3 separate regions of the Mus musculus genome follow, and all the other regions are linked to region 3. A link is a loop called in an ENCODE intact Hi-C map of the cell type or tissue named here. Cell type or tissue: heart. All regions are shown on one strand. Region 1 holds the start of Washc3 (WASH complex subunit 3). Region 2 overlaps Igf1 (insulin-like growth factor 1). Region 3 holds the start of Igf1 (insulin-like growth factor 1).

The links. Hi-C counts contacts between places; a loop is a spot of excess contacts. Peaks named below come from ENCODE experiments on the same cell type or tissue, not always from the same donor. Only the 100,000 strongest peaks of a DNase experiment are listed, where the experiment ranks them.
Region 1: a loop joins it to region 3, with 2.5 times the contacts of the local background. A loop is called at or near these places in 2 of 42 quality-filtered maps.
Region 2: a loop joins it to region 3, with 4 times the contacts of the local background. A loop is called at or near these places in 5 of 42 quality-filtered maps.

What each region holds. Positions count from the first base shown.
Region 1 is chr10:88,199,814-88,202,313 of GRCm38, reverse strand. It overlaps Washc3 (WASH complex subunit 3), which reads right to left and starts at 1,217. Exons shown (of 7, transcript NM_026070.3): 1 at 1,022-1,217; 2 at 404-502. The coding sequence starts at 1,072. In heart, no CTCF peak of the experiment used is centred here; a DNase peak (open chromatin) is centred at 1,163; H3K4me3 peaks cover 1,486 bases; H3K27ac peaks cover 1,584 bases.
Region 2 is chr10:87,926,353-87,928,852 of GRCm38, reverse strand. All of the region lies in intron 3 of Igf1 (insulin-like growth factor 1), which reads right to left. Among named protein-coding and RNA genes, the nearest start is that of Igf1os, 64 kb to the right of the region's middle. In heart, CTCF peaks have their summits at 156 (motif pointing left) and 1,205 (motif pointing left); a DNase peak (open chromatin) is centred at 1,392; H3K27ac peaks cover 1,100 bases.
Region 3 is chr10:87,857,800-87,860,299 of GRCm38, reverse strand. Igf1 (insulin-like growth factor 1) reads right to left here and starts at 1,248. Exons shown (of 4, transcript NM_001111275.2): 1 at 888-1,248. The coding sequence starts at 950. The region is part of intron 1 of Igf1os (a long non-coding RNA gene); the gene reads left to right. In heart, a CTCF peak has its summit at 1,224 (motif pointing left); DNase peaks (open chromatin) are centred at 89 and 1,229; H3K4me3 peaks cover 1,930 bases; H3K27ac peaks cover 2,360 bases.

The sequences.
Region 1 (2,500 bases), 340 kb before region 3:
CTGCCTCCATGAATCCTTTTTGGCACAAAGGATGGAAAGCAATTCGATATAAACTCGAACATACATTTAAAATGTAATCTCTAGAATAGGAAGATGAAACAAAACCTTTCAAATAAAAAAAAAATTCCACTGTGAAATTCTGGAATTCCCTTTGTTATAATTACAACAAACTTGGCTGAGCTATCTCATGGAAGCTTCTAGAATACTAATTCAGTTGAGACAGCGCACAGGACTTATGGGGACAGAATCAGAGATGCTAAGGCCTTAAGACATTTGAATTTCATGGCAAAGTGAACACACGAAGGCTGTAATTCTTGTTTGACTTCATTTGACTACATTTGTCACCACGAAAGACGGAAGGCGACTTCTCGGCCGCTCCATGAAGTAGTAGCCCGGGACCTACCTCCTCACAAACTGCGGAAAACCGGTTGAGAAACTGCACAGTGTGCACCACAAACTGGTTTAGAAAGGCCACGGTTCTTTTCTGTTGAATAGCTGGCACCTGTGTCATGTAAAAAAGCAAACACGATTCTTACAGGAGAAACACACTCTCTGCAATCCTTTGGATATCTGGATTTCATAGAGGGGGATGGATGGTCTTTGCCCTGGGACATGTGGTTCACGAAGGGCTAAGAAGAGTCGCTGATTTGTTTTTCTGAATCTTGTGTGAGTCAAACACACACACACACACACACACACACACACACACACACACACACACACGAGCAGCTAGAGAGTCGAATAAGAGGTGAAGTGTCAGAGGTGGTACTATCTCCAGACTGTCAACCTCGGGCGTAGAGACACGTGATGTGGGGAGCAAAGGCTGCGTGGCACACCAATTCTTTTCTTAGCCCAGGAGGGACCCCTTTCAAAGTGGACTGCAGGGCTCCCCCCATTGCCCAGAGTAGGAAAACAGGGGCCCGGATTGGGCCTGGAGAGGTGGCGTCTCCCTGGGAACCAGGGCCCCTTGGCCAAGCCTCCTTCCCTGTTTGTCGGACGCTCAAGTCGGTCTTTTACAAACCTTGGTCAGGTCTATGCCTGACCCCATGAGAGGAAGCCCATCCTCATCCATCTCCTCAGCGGATGGGGACCCCGGGGCTCAGGCACAAGCTCCTCCCAGCCCAGTAGAGAGCCCAGACTCCTTTCCCAAGTTCCTGCCTTCGGGGCCTTTCCGGAAGAAAGCGCGAGTGTTCACCATTCAATGGGTGGCTTCAGAGAGGCCGCCCCGCCCCCTCGCTCTCGCTCAGCATTCTGGGATTGGTAGTTCATGATTCCGATTGTAAAATTGGGCCGGGGAAAAGCTGCTGATGAGCAGGTTTCACAGTTGCTGTTTTAGCTGTAAAATCTGAAAAAATCTGAAAAAGAAAAGGGGGTGGGTGGGTGGGAGTGGTGGAGTGAGGGAAAGAGACGGAGAGAGAAATAGAGAAAGAGAAACAGAAAGAGACAGATTCAGACAGACAGAAACAGGGAGACAGACGCAGGGTTGGGATGAGGTCAGACTGGGAAAGTTAGAAGCTGAGCTGTATCCGTTTTGAGATTTTAATTGCTTAGTCCTGTTACAAAACAAACAAACAAAAAAAAGATCCATAATTCACTGAAGAGCACTTCTCTTTTTGTGTAATCCTACTAAGTGCCAGATACTCTGTTAGCCCTTGTGAAGTCTAGAGAAGTCTGTCAGAACTTGTCTTCAGCCCTGGCAAGCCTCATGCACTGGAGATCCGTTTCTAAGGGTGTTTGTTTGTTTGTTTTGACATAACATAATTTCAAGCAACAACTGAGACACACAGCTGTGAAAGTGACTGCACTTACGTCATGTAAACGATCTTACACCTACAGTATGAAGATTTTGGTTCAGAGTTTGGCTGCACATTTTACCAGCGATGTGAGTTAGGGCAGGTCACCTAAGCAAAAGTAAACCTTTTTATTGTACCAAAACAAGTACTGAAGAAGTGACAGGATCTCCTCTGCTACACTAGTCAAAGGGAGGACATGCAGAATTTTGATGTGCAAAAGTTAGATGGACGTGCAAACAAACTCCTGTGAAAGTTGTGGCATTGCAAATTAGCATGTACAAACACTTGTAGATCCACGAGTACATGCACACCACATGCAAAGTGTGCGGTTCTGTGGATAATAGGAGCTTCTAAGTTGTACAAGAAGAGGAAGCCGACTTTAGTATCTACTTAACATTAAGAGCAGTTAAGATGACAATCTGGAATAAACCTTTGTCCAAACAAAGGTACAGAGACATGAGGGCATATGGCGTTTAAGGCAAAGGAAAGATTGTTTGGTGGTGTAAGTAGAAATGCCCAGAAGTGGAGAATAATGAAACAAGGCAGAAGTAGACACAAAAGCTGACGAAGGGCCTTTTATGGCAGAAGAAGAGTCATGTTTTTCTGAATGGGATTCGTGAGCTTCTGTTTGGGAGTGCTTCTTAAAACGCCCACTCCAGGGCCGGGCGTGGTGGCGCACGCCTTTAATCCCAGCACTTGGGAGGCAG
Region 2 (2,500 bases), 69 kb before region 3:
AGAGTTAGGGAGAGGGAGAGGATCTAACACTGATGAATACTACCAATACAAACAAATACGAGGGCTGGAGAGATGGCTCAGTGGTTAAGAGCAGTCAGTGCTCTTAACCACTGAGTTCAGTTCCCAGCAGCCACAAGGTGGCTCACAACCATCTGTAATGGGATCTGATGCCCTCTTCTGGTGTGTATCTGAAGACAGCTACAGTGTACTCATAAAAATAAAAATAATCTTAAAAAAAAAACCCAACCAAAGAAATACAAACCAATACTTATCAACTAAGCCTCTTAGACATGTGGAGAATTTTATCACACAAATGGATCATCACTACTGGAACATGTGTTCTGCCTCTGAGTCCTTCATGAAACATGAAAGGAAACTATCCCTTTGTGAGTCAATGGTCATTATCATAAGGACAGAACAGAAGAAAAGTGGCATTATATAAACATCACTCTTTAAAGTAACAGGTTCATGGCCATTATAAAAGAAGCAGGCCAACAGGAAGTGGGGCCTTGAGTAGAGCACCTTGAAGTGCCATCAGTTAAAAATCCTGAGACCTTCCCTTTATGTAGCATACATCTTATAAAGTTCCCTCAACGCACATTTGTTGCTGGACAAAGCATTACCCACTAAGCTATGGATGAACGTTTGTTCCTTATTCTGCTTCTTATAATCATTTTTTTAATAGAGAAATGAAAGGAAGATATCTGGCAAAAGAATGGGGTCATTAAAGTTTCCAAACTATTAGAAACTTTACATATGGGCTCATCTGATTATCATACCAAAAGCTTGGAATAGTTTTAAGGATGGCACTATTCTACTAAATTGCTAACTAAATGAACCAACATATAGGGAAGTATACTAATTTGGATTTGAATATTTTCTTTCCTATTTAAGATGCACACTAGCTTAGAAATAAAGAAAGGAGTCAAGAAATGTACACGGTAGACCAGCTCAAGAATGAACTGGCAACAGCGAAAGGAATCCCATGATCTGTTGAATCTCCAATTCTCAAGCTGAGCTGCAACTTTGTTAAAGATCACATTTAGGTATCTTCTGTACTTTACTTTTTAAATGCGCACAAGGGTTGTGCAGCAGCTGAAAGTGGAGAGATGAGGTTCGATTGGCCATTTTACAGATCTTTATCTTCTGGGCCTTTCTTTTCTCTGAAAGTAGAAGATAGGCAGGGTGCGGTTGAGCCGAAGTGTCCCCTAGTGGTTATCCCATGGGTCTGACTCAGCCTCCTCCAGGGGGGACGGGGGCGGGAGGACAAGGTGGGGTGAGGGGGTGGGGGGTGGATCGAAGCTCACCCACCTCATCCACTGCTCTAAGTAGCATGCTTCCAGGCACACAGGCTCAGAGAACCCATTTAAAACCAGCTGTGCAGTCTAGTTTGCACTTGGCTCCCTTCCCAGTCTCTCACATGTGACTTCTTTGTTGCAGACAATGATAGTGACTAACAAAAGCACTCAGGGACTTGGTCTCAGTTGCATCTGTTGCTTTTCTCATTGTCTTAATTTAATTATGCTGGTTACCCTTGACAATAGTCTACAAGTGGAGGTCCTTTAGGAGCAGCGCTCCTCGGAGCTGGCACCCACCTTCAATGCACTTATTGAACGGTTATGAAACAGTTTCACATGCAGCCAAGCAAAAACTTTTTTTTTCTCACTTCAGCAGCTTGTCCAAGACAAACAAACCAGCTGAAACTGTTTCTAGTGTGCAACTAGACAGATTTTTTTGAAAGGAAAACAGTAGTGAGTAAATATTATTTCCAATTGACACCAGAGAAGGTAAGATTTAAAAGAAAAATGCCAGTTCTCCAGCTCTCTGGGGTTGATGAAAGAAACCAACCCTTTTGAAAGAAGGGCTAACCAGCTTATTAAGGAATGAGCTGGGGAAGGGATTAATCTGTAACGGAGGCCGTTTACTCTCTTCCACGGCTCTCACACTTTCCCCTGAAAAGTTACCCCTAGACTCTTTGAGAGTGAAGGTCATCAGAGGTTACTAACAAATGTCACAAGAATCTCATTCGACACCTGCTGAGGCTTTATGGTTGAGTGAATTCTCTCACCAGCTCCTCACATCCATTTTGGCAAGGTGACCTTATTTGTGTCCACTCCATTTCCAGACTGAGGCTTGCTAAGATTTACTGACGTGCCTAAGGCCGCAGAGGAACCGTTAGATTCCTCTAAGGTGATTGTTAGAGTCAAGAGAAGCAATGACAGTAATCATCACTGAAGCATCCATCACATGCTAAGGGTTACGTCATCCATGGCTTCTGCTTAAGCTTTCTTGTTTATCCCACACTATTACACAGGATGGGCACTGGCATCATGATCATTTGACATTTCTTATTACAGTTAAGCTGGGCTTCTGGTTTAGATTTATGGAAGTGCTTTCTGATTCTGGAGGTGACCTGTTAGTTACTCTGCTACTCACCACTCCAAAGAGATAAGAAAAAAGAAAAAAAAAAAAACCTCAAAGATCTCAAAAGTCTCAAAGA
Region 3 (2,500 bases):
CAGCAGCAGCGGCAGGGGCGAGCGACAGAGCCAGAGGCAAGTGACAGAGGCAGCACAGCAGCAGCAGGGGCAAGCAGCAGCCGATTCACCTAAAGAGGCTTTGCCTTGCCGCGCCGCGCGGTGAGTCTAAGAGCAGAGCCTTAAACCAAAATTCAAACCCCAGCTCAGTCACGAAAGTCCCCTTCCAAAGAGAAAAGTTGGACAAGCAGCCGCCAGTAAGCTCCTGCTTTCTGAGCACAGCCTGTATCTGTTTAAAATTTCTGAATATGCAAAGACAGCAAGTTGTCTAAGAGCTTTTACAGAAAAGCAAATTAAACTTCCCCTAACTTTGACTTTCTGGGCAGAAGTGCAAAGAATTCCCGATTCTTGGCTCCAAAAAAAAAGAAAGAAAAAAGCATTTTTTAAAAGCCTTCCTATCATCTAAAATGTAACTTTTAATCTGTGACATGCCTCGTAAATAAAGTCCTGACAAATCACACACATACATAGACACAGACACAAGAACATGCTCTGAAAAAGCCAACGCCTGCACCTGTGAGAGAGAAGCACTCCCGAGTTTATAGTCATCTTTCTCGCCCCGAGCCATAGGCTAGATTTAAAGGAGTCTCTTAAAACGGCAGTGTGGAAGCCCTGTGGAAGCGGAGGCTTTAGCAGAAGTACCTTGCAATAGTTTCTACCCGTACAGATACCTCTGCAAATGCATTCATCCCCCGGAGCTCCTTTTACAGCTCGCACAGAACTGCACATTCAGCAATTTGTAAATAACCCCCAGTTCTGAAACAATGCAAATTCTAAAGCAAATAAAGACTCTAGGCAGAAGAAAACAGTACACAGTTTAAATACAATTCTCCAACGAGTTAAAAAAAAAAAAAGTAAGAGATATTTACCTTCAAGAAGTCACAGAGGCAGATCTTAAATAATTGAGTTGGAAGGCTGCTGATTTTCCCCATCGCTTCTGAAGTACAAAGTCTGGAAATGAATTGGTGGGCAGGGATAATGAGGCGAAAAAGAAATCCAGAGAGATGGGAGATGTTAGAGCAATGTCACATTTCAATTTTGAGGACTTTATTCCATTGCGCAGGCTCTATCTGCTCTGAATTTAGCAGTGACAGTGAGATTTAGCAAGCAGAAGAGGGATTTAGAGAAAATCCTCACATTTATCTACAAAACACAGACACTGTAGACAGGAAACAGCTGGGGGAACATTCGCCTTCTCTCTCTCTCCCTCTTCTGGCAAAGTTATCGAGTAAGGACTTTTTTGGGCACCGTGACAAATAACATCATACCTTCGCTCTTAAAAACTGGAGCACAGAGACTCACCCCCCCCCCCCCTAAAAGAATGTGTGTCTCTGACAGGGTTAGCAGACATTAAATACTGAGGCTGCCATAGAAAAATAGGCTCTGTTCTCTGATTAACTTTCCACAGGGTTTGAAGGTACACTTGTGTGCTAATACACCTCACCAGGATTAGAGGATCTAAGTGGGACACGGGGGCAACTTTATATTTTAGGGCAAATGCAAAATTTGAAGGAAAAAAAAAACAAAAAAAGGAAGAAGAGACTATCTCCAGGAAGCACAATGCTGTTAACCCTGAAATGACCAGGGTAAACTAGATCGAAAGGCAGCTCTCAGGGGAAGGGGAGGTGGAGGGGATAGAGTGACCCTTGTCCTAGTTGCCAGGCAAGGGGAATGATCTCATTTCCTAAAACCTATAGATGGCCAGGCAGCAGTGGGCTGGCTCCTGTCAGGACACTGTGTCATGCTTTGTGCAGAGAATCAGGCTATGCTGAGATCTGGGATGGATTGAAAAATAAAATGATCCTAGTTTTCAACAAAGCTGGATGCCTGTCACCTCCTTGACCCCAAGGAAGCAGTATGGGAGGCACACACTGTTTCCCGTTGGCTGTATTGTTCTCTATAAATGAGTGTGTGTGTGTGTGTGTGAGACACAGTTGTGTGTATGTGTGCATGCATGCATATGTGTGTGTGTGTAAGTGTGTGTGTCTGTCTGTGTCTGTGTCTGAGTGTGTATTCCAAATAATACCAGCTGGCTAGCAATACTCTCTCCAGGGTTATGATGTCATTCAAATCCCTCAACTGGGTAAGTGGCTGGCAGCATGGTTCAAGCCGGCTGCTTCTGCTATTTATAATGTATAAACTCGCCTTTGCCACAGGGAATGGAGTTCTGATCTTCTGTTGATACGGTTTGTACCTATTTCTCAGTGGTCTTTCAGAGGCAGTAGATAAGAAAGTGAATTATGAAAGAAGGTTACAAAAGCCCAGATTAGACGCTGCATGCTTTCCACGGATATCTCTCCAGGTGTGCTTTCCCAGGGGAGATGGAAATGAGCCAGACTTGCCTCAGTCTCTTACTCTCTCGGACTCTCAGGGGGATTTGAAGGTACTGACACATCGGTGGAGACAGAGGCCAGTTGGAAACTCTACACTGCCTCTTTACGCTGCCCCATGGATAGAAACCTGCTTGGGGATGTGGTGATTG